3 separate regions of the Homo sapiens genome follow, and regions 1 and 2 are each linked to region 3. The links are chromatin contacts, found by Hi-C or POLR2A ChIA-PET in ENCODE. All regions are on one chromosome and are shown on one strand. Each heading gives the region's core, a stretch centred on a gene start or an enhancer-like site at or near the end of the contact. The rest is flanking DNA. Distances are from core to core; before and after follow the strand shown.

Evidence for each region. A loop is a pair of places that touch in the nucleus more often than their neighbours do. ChIA-PET counts read pairs that join two places held with the same protein, here RNA polymerase II (POLR2A). Pooled maps may share reads with other maps.
Region 1: a pooled map shows a loop between it and region 3 (11-fold over the local background). The contact joins two enhancer-like sites. A Hi-C loop is called at or near these places in 1 of 37 single-sample maps with no recorded cell type and 3 of 50 pooled maps. POLR2A ChIA-PET finds 5 or more read pairs at or near these places in 1 of 52 experiments (BJ).
Region 2: a loop to region 3 is called in a pooled map, with 2.2 times the contacts of the local background. The contact joins two enhancer-like sites. A Hi-C loop is called at or near these places in 2 of 50 pooled maps. POLR2A ChIA-PET finds 5 or more read pairs at or near these places in 2 of 52 experiments (AG04450 and WTC11).

The regions. Positions count from the first base shown.
Region 1 is chr4:147,981,979-147,985,530 of GRCh38, reverse strand. The region is part of intron 18 of ARHGAP10 (Rho GTPase activating protein 10); the gene reads right to left. Among named protein-coding and RNA genes, the nearest start is that of MIR4799, 200 kb to the right of the region's middle. Within about 2 kb of position 1,255, at least 3 of the 41 ENCODE cell types and tissues checked have a DNase peak (open chromatin) inside an H3K27ac peak, as active enhancers do.
Region 2 is chr4:147,548,671-147,552,170 of GRCh38, reverse strand. No RefSeq gene overlaps it. Among named protein-coding and RNA genes, the nearest start is that of LINC02507, 19 kb to the left of the region's middle. RefSeq lists an enhancer at 1,147-1,206. Within about 2 kb of position 1,375, at least 5 of the 41 ENCODE cell types and tissues checked have a DNase peak (open chromatin) inside an H3K27ac peak, as active enhancers do.
Region 3 is chr4:147,798,483-147,802,018 of GRCh38, reverse strand. The region is part of intron 1 of ARHGAP10 (Rho GTPase activating protein 10); the gene reads right to left. Among named protein-coding and RNA genes, the nearest start is that of MIR4799, 18 kb to the right of the region's middle. RefSeq lists an enhancer at 1,551-1,850. Within about 2 kb of position 1,943, at least 2 of the 41 ENCODE cell types and tissues checked have a DNase peak (open chromatin) inside an H3K27ac peak, as active enhancers do.

The DNA.
Region 1 (3,552 bases), core at 6-2,505, 180 kb before region 3:
GCTCTCCCCCATCACAGGTCCAAAAGTAAGAGGAGAGTCGCTGTAGCCATGGTTTATCTGGGCAATGAGGCGTGCAGACAGAGCCAGCTTGGTGGCCTGGAACTGGTTTGCATGTGTCCCTGCTGGGTGCCCAGCCTCCTCTCCTGAGGTTATGGTGCAGCAGGGCCTTCTACACTCCACCCCCAGGCAGATTTCCATGCATTCAGAGCACCTGCTCACCTGGATCAGTAGCCTGAGCCACCCATCTTTCCTGTGCAGAGACCGTGGTACAGTGAGGCCCTCTCTTCCCCACACCCAGGAGTATCTCCAGGCATTCAGAGCACCCACTTGCCTGGATCTGCAGCCAGAGCTACCCTTCCCTTCTTGTGCAGAGACTGTGGTGCAGCAGGGCCCTCTCTGCTCCATACCCAAGCAGATCTCCTGGCACCTGGAGGACCCACTCTCCTGGATGAGATTAGGCAGCTCCACTGCCTCATGCAGAGAACTTGAGACCAGGTGAGGTTCCCAGCTCCACACCTAGGCACATCTCTATGTGCCTAGTAGCCACCCATTGGACCACCCCTCAAAGCTGATGCTCGGACCTGCCATTGGGGGACCTGTAGGTGGGCCTGCCTGGTCTGGCCTGCCCATCTTGAAGCCCTCCTCCAGGTTGGAGCAGGGCGCTCAGACCACTGTGCACTCCACAGATTGGCCCTGAGGCAACAGAGAGTTTCCCCAGTAAACAAGGATCAAGTTTCTACTCAACTATATTGGCCACAGCTGGCTCTTAACCCAAAAGCCACTTCTTGGCCTGGACGTTGAATGGCACAACACAATAAGAAATCAGACATAAGCACACAGCACTCAGGAACGAGGTTAGTCTCCTGAGACCACTGCCCCCTGGTCCTACAGGAGGCAGTGAGCCTGCTCACAAGCCACCACAGAAATGCTATTTATAACCACAGAACTCAAACAGACACCTTGCCAGTGAAAACAGCCAGATCTGGAGACCCAACTCTTGGTGTGGTCCTCCCACAAGGGAGGTGGGAGCACAGCCTCCAAAGGCCACCGTGGGTCAAAGGAAACACGGGCATGGCATTAGCCGCTAAAGGTGGCACCACCACAGCCCTGGAACGAACATGGAGAGAGGGTCGTCTCATACTCCCTTCCCGCCTCCTCAATGTGCTGTGGCGGACTTGGCAGTGCGTCCTCCTGCTGGGGCCTGGAGAGTTTGGGCTGAAAGAAACTGCTTCCTGGGGCTTCTCCAGTGGCTCCAGCCGCTGAACGCGAATGTGTACTGGGGGAGGGCGCTTTTCATGCTTCTCTGTTGCCTCCCTCTGCCCATTCCCCAGGCAGCTATTACTCTTAAGCGCCATCTACTGGACTGCAGCTTAAACAACACCACCAAACAAAATTACACCCCTACAAGCAACAAAGGAGAAAGCCACTGTAGGAACCTCTCTGCAACCAAGGAACTCATAAACAGCCTTGGAACTCTGAAAATACCCAGAAACGTAGCCAAACAATCACACACAATATACACCACAGTAACAGCCCCAAGGACAAAAAGAATAAAAAAATCAAGAACTCTCATCCAAACAATAACAAAATCAAAAAAAAGAAAACATCAGTTCTTTCAAATGAGAAGAAACCAGCATAAGAACTCCAGCAGTAGAAAAAGCCAGACTGTTTTGTCACCTTCAAAGGATCCCACTAACTCCCCAGCAATGGATTCTAACCGGAATGAATGTCTGAAATGACATATAAAGAATCCAGGATATGGATAGCAAAGAAATGCAACAAGATCAAAGAGAAAATTGAAATCCAAGACAAGAAACAACACAAAAACGACTCAAGATTCAAAAGATGACATAGCTATGTTAAGAAGGAACAAAACAGAACTTCTAGAATTGAAAAATTCACTATAGGAATTTCAAAATACAGTTGGAAGTCTTAACGGCAGATGAGACCATGCAAAAGAAAGAATTTCAGAACTCAAAAATCAGTGCTTCAAATGAACCCAGACAAAAATTTGAAAAAAAAAAAAAGAATTTTAAAAAATGAACAGGCCGAGTGCAGTGGCTCACGCCTATAATCCCAGCACTTTGGGAGGAGGAGGCGGGCGGATCACGAGCTCAGGAGATGGAGACCATCCTGGCTAACACGGTGAAACCCTGTCTCTACTAAAAATACAAAAAATTAGCTGGGCGTGGTGGCGGGCGCCTGTAGTCCCAGCTACTCGGGAGGCTGAGGCAGGAGAATGGCGTGAACCCGGGAGGTGGAGGTTGCAGTGAGCCGAGATCGTGCCACTGTACTCCAGCCTGGGCGACAGAGTGAGACTCTGCTTCAAAAAAAAAAAAAAAACAAAGCAGCCAGGCACCATGGCTCATGCCTGTAGTCCCAGCACTTTGGGAGGCCAAGGCGGGTGGATCTTCTGAGCCCAAGAGTTCAAGACCAGGCTAGGCAACATGGTGAGACCCCCATCTCTACAAAAAATGCAAAAACTTAGCAGTGCATGGTCATGCACACCTGGAGTCCAGCTACTAGGAAGACTGAGGCGGAAGAATCACCTGAACCCAGAAAGTCGAGGCTGCAATGAGCTGTGATTATACCAGTGCACTCCAGCCTGGGCGAGAGTAAGACCCTGTCTCGAAAATTCAGGAAAAAAAAGAAAGTAAGTAAGTATTTGAGAAATACGAGATTATGTAAAACAACCAAATGTATACCTTATTGGCATTCCTGAGAGAAAAGAAGAGAAAATAAGCAGCTTGGAAAACATATTTGGGGATAAAATTCAGGAAAATTTCCCCAATCTTGCTTGAGAGGTTAAAATGCAGATATAAGAAATCCAGGCTAGGTGTGGTGGCTCACACCTGTAATCCCAACACTTTGGGACACCAAGGCAGGAGGACTGCTTGAGCCAAGGAGTTCGAGACCAGCCTGGGCAACATAGGGAGACCCCATCTCAACACAAAATACCAAAAAAAAAAAAAAAAAAAAAAAAAGATTTAGCTGGGTGTGATGGCACATGCCTGTAGTCCCAGCTACAGTCTTAGGAAGCTGACATGGGAGGGTTGTCTGAGCCTGGGAGGAGGTCAAGGCTGCAGTGAGCCGTGATTGCACCACTGCACTCCAGCCTGGGCAACAGAGTGAGACCCTGTCTCAAAAAGAAAAAAAAAAAAAAAAGAAAGAAAGAAAAGAAACCCAGGGAACTCCTGTGAGATACAAGACGACCGAGTCCAAGGCACATAGTCATCAGACTTTCCAAGATCAACGCAAAAGAAAAAATCTTAAAGGTAGCTACAGAAAAGGATCATGTTACCTATAAAAAGAAACCCATCAGAATGACAGCTGACTTCACAGAAGAAACTTTATAAACCAGAAGAGACAGGGGGCTGAGGCAAAAGGATCACTTGAGCCTGGGAAGTCAAAGCTGCAGTGACCCATACTCATACCACTGCACTTCCAGCACGGGTGATGGAGCAAAACCCTGTCTTTTGAAAAAAGACTAAAAATAAAAGACATAGGGTGGCAAATTGAATTTTAAAACCAAGATCCGTCCTTCTGCTGTTT
Region 2 (3,500 bases), core at 126-2,625, 250 kb after region 3:
CATTTTTCTGTCTTCTTCTGAGCCCTCCAAACTGTTCCAACCTCTGCCTGTTACTCAGCTCCAAAGTCGCTTCCACATTTTCAGGTATTCTTATAGCAGTACCCCACTCTACCAGTACCAATTTATTGTATTAGTTCATTTTCATACTGCTATGAAGAAAAACCTGAGACTGGATAATTTATAAAGAAAAAGAGGTTTAATGGACTCAGAGTTCCACATGGCTGAGGAGGACTCACAATCATGGCAGAAGGCAAAGGAGGAACAAAGGCACATCTTACATGGTGGCAGGCAAGAGAGCATGTGCAAGGGAGCTGCCCTTTATAAAACCATCAGATCTCATGAGACTTATTCACTGTCATGAGAATAGCCTGGGAAAAACCTGACCCCATGATTCAATTACCTCCCACCAGGTCCTTCCCACGACAAGTGGGGATTATGGGAGCTACAGTTCAAGATGAGATTTGGGTGGGGACACAGTCAAACCATATCACCAATGTTGGAAGTGAGACCTGGTGAGAGGTGTTTGGTACATGGAGGCAGATCCCTCATGGCTTGGTGCTGTTTTCATGATAGTGAGTTATCACAAAATCTGATTGTTTAAAAGTATTGGAGATGAGTGAAGAGAGCTTCCCCCCACGTCTCTCCCTTGCCCCTGCTTTTGCCACGTGACATGCCTGCTCCCCCACCACCTTCCACCCTGATTGTAAGCTTCCCAAGGCCTCCCTAGAAGCTGAGCAGATGCCAGCACCATGTCATCTCCCATAAAGCCTGCAGAACCAGGAGGCAATTAAACCTCTTTTCTTTATAAATTACCCAGTCTCAGGTATTTTTATAGTGATGTGAGAACGGCCTAATACAGGCACTTTTCTTTGTATGGCACAAATAGGCCTTTGTCCTTAAGCCTAACATACAGACAGAGGACATGGAACTCATAGGAAATCCTATGCCTGAAGACACAGGCACTTTTGATCATCAGTGAAGACCTTCTTCCTTTCCAAGACTGCCATTTCCTCCCCCTCTCACCTTCTCTGGGAACTTCATCTATCAAATATCTTTTTATTTTCATCCCTACACAATTTTTTCCTTTCACTGGCGTCAATTCTTCTGTCCTAAAAACGCTGAGGTTGTATTTTTCTTGAATATACATACACCTTTCCTTTGCCCCTGCTGTTTCCTCTGGCTGCTGCCCGAGTTCCCAAGTGTTCTCACAGTCACACTCCTTGGACGAGCAGCCTGTGTGTGCTGCCTGCACTTTCCCGCCCACCCTGACTTAATCTTGTTACCTCTCTTACTGGTTTGCAGCTTCATAAATGACTCAAATTTTCACGTGACAGCTATTTGAGAGGGGCATGTTCTGTAAAGGGCAATTGCAGCTGCTTTCTGCCATGAGTAACATTTGGAGACACAGAAACACCTAACAGTCATACCCCCTGAGAGTCTGAAATGGAGTTCCTACAGGGGTCGACGTGACTATCCCACAGAAAAGCCATGCTCTTTGACAGCAGCTGGGACTGCAGCTGTGGGGGAGGAAGCTTGGATTGTCAATTAGGAGAGATTTTAGTATATTATATTAAGATGGCCCAGTAAAGAAAGTGAAAGTAGTTTTAAATAGGAGCCCAAATTTAGTATGCTGAAGAATCTAACATGATCAATGTCTGGAATTTGTCATTTATGTTCAGCAGTGAAATAGAAATGTGTGTCTTTGCCCAGATTCTTCCTGAAGCTGAGCTTGAACCAAGGATTTGGGTGTAAGTGGTTTGTTAAGGCACAGCTTCCAGAGGAAATTAGTAAGGGAGTGGAAGAAGTAGGCTGCGGGAAGGAAAGAGAGAAACTAAGTAAAGTTGAGATGTCAGGTGAAGTCCCAGACTCAGCCTGATCTCCAGGGTGCAAGGTGTTTACCCCACCTTGAGATACAAGAGCTGGTGTAAGTCCACACCAGTAAGTCATTGGCTATAGGTCGTGGTGGGGGTGGAGGAGGATATACAATTCCAAGGCAGTTCTTCTTACAGTCTAGGCGGGCTCCAGTGTCCAAGGGTGAGCCACCGATTGTTGCAGGTGTAAATATTAAGCAGTAGAAACACTGCTGAGCCCAGGAGTTCGAGACCAGCCTGGGTAACATAGCAAGACCCCCCTCTCTACTAAAAACAAAAAGTAAAAAAATAAAAGAAAGTCAGGTGTGGTGGCATGCACCTGTACTCCCAGCTACTCAGGAGGCTGGGGTAGGAGGATTTCTAGAGCCCAGGAGGTCGAGGCTGTAGTGAGCTGTGATCATACCACTGCACTCCAGCCTGGGCGAAAGAGCGAGACACTGTTTCAAAAACAAACAAAATCCAACAAAAAAACCCCAAAACTTTGAAGCTGGAGATGAGTGAAGAGAGCTGGTAAAATGGATGCAAGGGGGTCCGGTCTGGTCTTTGACAGTGTCTGCTTACGTGTCCCTAACGGTGTATGCTCCTCCATCGTGATGGTTCCAGTGTAAAGTGGAGCAATTTCATGGCATCTGGAGCTGTTGAACTCTTCAATGATGGATCAACCCAGGACTAGTTTGGCCATTCTGGAGACATCCTGGCTGTAACTGGTGATATTAACTATGCACAAACCTTATGATCCAGCAGCAGTCCTGCTTACATCTCCCAGAGAAATCATGCAAATCCCCCTGGAGACTTGACAATGATGTACGGCACTGTCTTGTTTAGGGTAGCAAAGGACTGGATAAGTCAGATATATATCCCCATATGTATTAGTCCGTTTTCAAGCTGCTGATGAAGACATACCCGAGACTGGGCAATTTACAAAAGAAAGAGGTTTATTGGACTTACAGTTTTATGTGTCTGGGAAGGCCTCACAATCATGGCAGAAGGTGAAAGGCATGTCTCACATGGCGGCAGACAAGAGAAGAGAGCTTGTGGAGGGAAACTCCCCTTTTAAAAACCATCAGATCTCATGAGACTTATGCACTATCACAAGAATAGCATGGGAAAGACCTGCCCCCATGATTCAATCATCTCCCATTGGGTCTATCCCGCAGCATGTGGGAATTATGGGAGCTACAAGATGAGATATGGGTGAGGACACAGAGCCAAACCATATCACCATATATAGGGTTTCCCTCCATATATACATGGATTGTTCATTAATTATTGTTCTGTAAGAGTTTTAAAGACATTATTGACATATTTGATATATTCTTTTTATAATTTGAAAGGGAAAATTATTTTTAAAAACTAATAACAATTGATGAATGAACTGAGCTAACTATGTCAAAAAGGAGCTGAAATAAGGAGTAGCAAGATATATAGACAAGTCTCCTTTCTTTTTTTTTTTTTTTTTTGAGACAGAGTCTTGCTCTGTCACCCAGGCTGGCATGCAGTGGAGTGATCTTGGCTCACTGCAACCTCCGCCTCCTGGGTTCAACCAATTCTCCTGCCTCAGCCTCCCGAGTAACTGGGATTACAGGCACCTACCACCATGCTTAGCTAACTTTTGTAATATTAGTGGAG
Region 3 (3,536 bases), core at 694-3,193:
CCTATTTACTCTGCCTAGTTCTTGCTGTGCCTCAGGGAGAGAAATCAATGCCTCCCATCCCAGACATCCAAAGAGTTTTGGGATGAGTTCAACTCCGGCTCCATTTTCTGTAAAATCCCTGGGGACTTCAAAAAACATTACAAACAACTTAACAGTTAACTTCTGGGTTTCTCCATTTCTCCATCTCTGCAGCAGAGGAAAAAAAGCTTCATGGAGAACTATTTTGAGAGGTATCTGATGTCTGTGGAGTAAACAGCGATGACCTGATGAAAAGTCCCACATAATGCTAAGCTATGAGATTAATTCGCTTGGGTGGTGCCACCAACCTTCATTATATTCTTTACTCTCTTTGAAGTATAATACAAATGGTGATGATAACCAGTGAGAGAACTTTCTTTTGCAAGAAACATTTTATAAGGCCATTCAAATGTTTTATAGTAAAAAACAGACGGTATGTTATTTTACACTTTACAAAAAATGATGAATACTAAAATTGGAACAAACACAGCATGTTATTCACTCTTAATATAATTGAACACTGGATTCTTTTCCTGTATTCTGAGAGGTTTTCCACTTGATATATAAATTATTTTGTGTGTTAACATTATAAAGCCCAGAGCATTACAGCACAGCAATGGTTCTCTTCTCTTTTCTTATAGAGAAGTCTTCAACTTAGTTTGCTACAAAGAAACAAATAGTGGATTCATTAAGAGGAGTCTAACTCTAGTCTGTGTTCTGTAATTAACGACCAATAGAGCCCCAGGACCAGTCATTTAACCTAACTGGTTCTCATGTTTCCTTACCTCCATAAGACCCCTGAGAGATATGTTTTACTGAACGTAGAAAAATAAATGCTAAATTTTGCTGACATTTTTCATTGCTTTTTAAAATTCCAACATCTAAGAATGAATAAGGCTGGGCACGGTGGCTCACGCCTGTTATCTCAGCACTTTCAAATGCAGAGGTGGGCAGATCACTTGAGGCCAGGAGTTCAAGACCAGCCTGGCCAACATGGCGAAACGCTGTCTCTACTAAATATACAAAAATTAGCCAGGCATGGTGTCAGGCACCTGTAGTCCCAGCTACTTGGGAGGCACAAGAATCACTTAATCCCACGAGGCGTGGGTTGCAGTGAGACAAGATTGTGCCACTGCACTCCAGCCTGGGTGACAGAGTAAGACGCTGTGTCAAAAAAGAAAAAGGAAAAAAATAATGAATGACAAGGCACAAGACAGCATAGAAAACTATGTCTCTCTGCTCCTCCCTACTAAGCGCTATAAACCCTGGAAATAGCAGAGGAGATAACCAAAGGAGAACTCTGAAAGATGGTAAGAAGAAAACAAACCAGTTTGTGACCCCAAAAATGGAAGAACAGCTCAGTGAAACAGTATCTTGCATCCCCCTATGCAAAGTGGTCACCCAGACCCACCATTTCCCAACCCATGACATGAGAACAAAAGGCAGCTCAGGTAGGCTCATTCCTATGACCCAGATCAAACACGAGTCCCCCTCACATCAGATAAGTCCTACACCATCCAAAAGAAGGACCAACCTAAAGCCCCACCAACAATAACTAGGGGAGCCTCGACATATGCAATAGGGCAGACACAAGACTCCCCAGCCACAAGTGACCTGGCCCAGGAAGCCTCTCTGGTCACATGGGCCTAAGACGCCCTTCCATTGCACACAGACATGAGGAAAACCGTGGGGCACAGGTAGAGAGATTCCATCTCAACAAGTGTCTGGCTCAAGAGCTCTCTGTCCCCCACAGGAAGGGGGACTATGCCACAGTCAGGAAAGTCCCTCAGTCTCCAGGGTCCTGAGACTACGTTTCCCCCACTGGGAGACACCTAGTAGCCCAGCCTAGGGAAATCCCTTCTGCCTCCACAGCCAGCAATAACAGCAGGGGGAAATGAGACGGCAGCCCTAGCGGCATCTAACCACCAAGCAGACAAACACCACAAAGGCTCTGAAAGTTAAACTGTCATTGGAACCACAGCCCACAAATGTAGGGCAGGACCTGTGTGCTAAGACTAACTGGGTGGCTGCCTGCTAAAACAAAAGATTTAAATGGGATTCAGAACATTCCCACTGCCCGCACCCCCCCAAAAAAAAGATAGGCAAAATGTCCAGAATACAGTCAAAAATCACCCACCATACCAAGAACCAGGAAAATCCCAAGTCAAATTCCCATTTTAGCCAAAAAACTGACCCTAACCCTGAGATAAATCAGATGTTGAAATTATCTGATGAGGATTTTAAAGCAACCCTCTTACAAGTGCTTCAATAATCAATTATAAATTCTGTTGAAACAAATGAGAAACTAGAAAATCTCAGAAGTGAAATTATTTTAAAAACCAAATATAAATTATACAACTGAAAAGTACAGTAACAAAAACTCACTTGATATGCTCAATAGTAGGATGAAAATGACAGGATAAAAAAAATCACTGAACTTGAGGAAAGACAACAGAATTCACTCTATCAGAACAATAGAAAACAGGCTGTGAAAATAAGCAGAGCCTCAGAGACCTGTGGAACAGCAAAACATCCAGCCTTGTATCATTGAGCCCCAAGAGGAAAAAGAGAATAGGGCTAAAAGAATATTCAAAGAAATAATGGCTGAAAACATTCCAAATTTGGTAAAAGACATAAACAGATTTAAGAAGCTGAGCAAATTTATGATCAGAATAAACAAAGAGAGGCCATCCCAGCATTAGGAAGGCCAAAGCAGGCAGATCACTTGAGGTCAGGAGTTTGTGACCAGCCTGGCAAACATGGCAAAACCCCATCCCGTCTCTACTAAAAATACAAAAATTAGCCAGGCATACTGATGCATGCCTGTAGTCCCAGCTACTCAGGAGACTGAGGCAGGAGAATCGCTTGAACCCGGGAGGCAGAGGTTGCAGTGAGCCGACATCACACCAATGCATTCCAGCCTGGGTGACAGAGTGAGACTCCATCTCGAAGAGAAAAAAAAAAGGACAAAAAGAAATTCAGGCCAAGGCTAGGATCAATGGTAAACATCAATAACTAGTCTTCTGAAAACTAAAGACAAAGAAAAAAATCTGCTTGAAAGCAGGCTGTGAGAAATGATACATGATCTGTAAGGAACACCAATTCGAACAATGGATTTCCCATCTGAAACCATGGAGACTAAAGGAAGTAGCACATTTTTCAAGCGTGGGGGGGTAAAAAGTCTATATATATATATATATATATATATATATATATATAGAGAGAGAGAGAGAGAGAGAGAGAGAGAGAGAGAGAGAGAGAGAGAGAGAGAGAGAGTGTCTCAAACTCCTGACCTCACGTAATGCACCACCTTGGCCTCCCAAAGTGCTGGGATTACAGGCGTGAGCCACTGCACCCAGCCAAGGCTAATCTTTTGTATTTTTAGTAGAGACGGGGTTTCATCATGTTGGCCAGGCTGGTCACAAACTCCTGGACTCAAGTGATCCACCCACCTAGGCTGCCCAAAGTCATCATGTTGGCCAGGCTGGTCACAAACTCCTGGACTCAAGTGATCCACC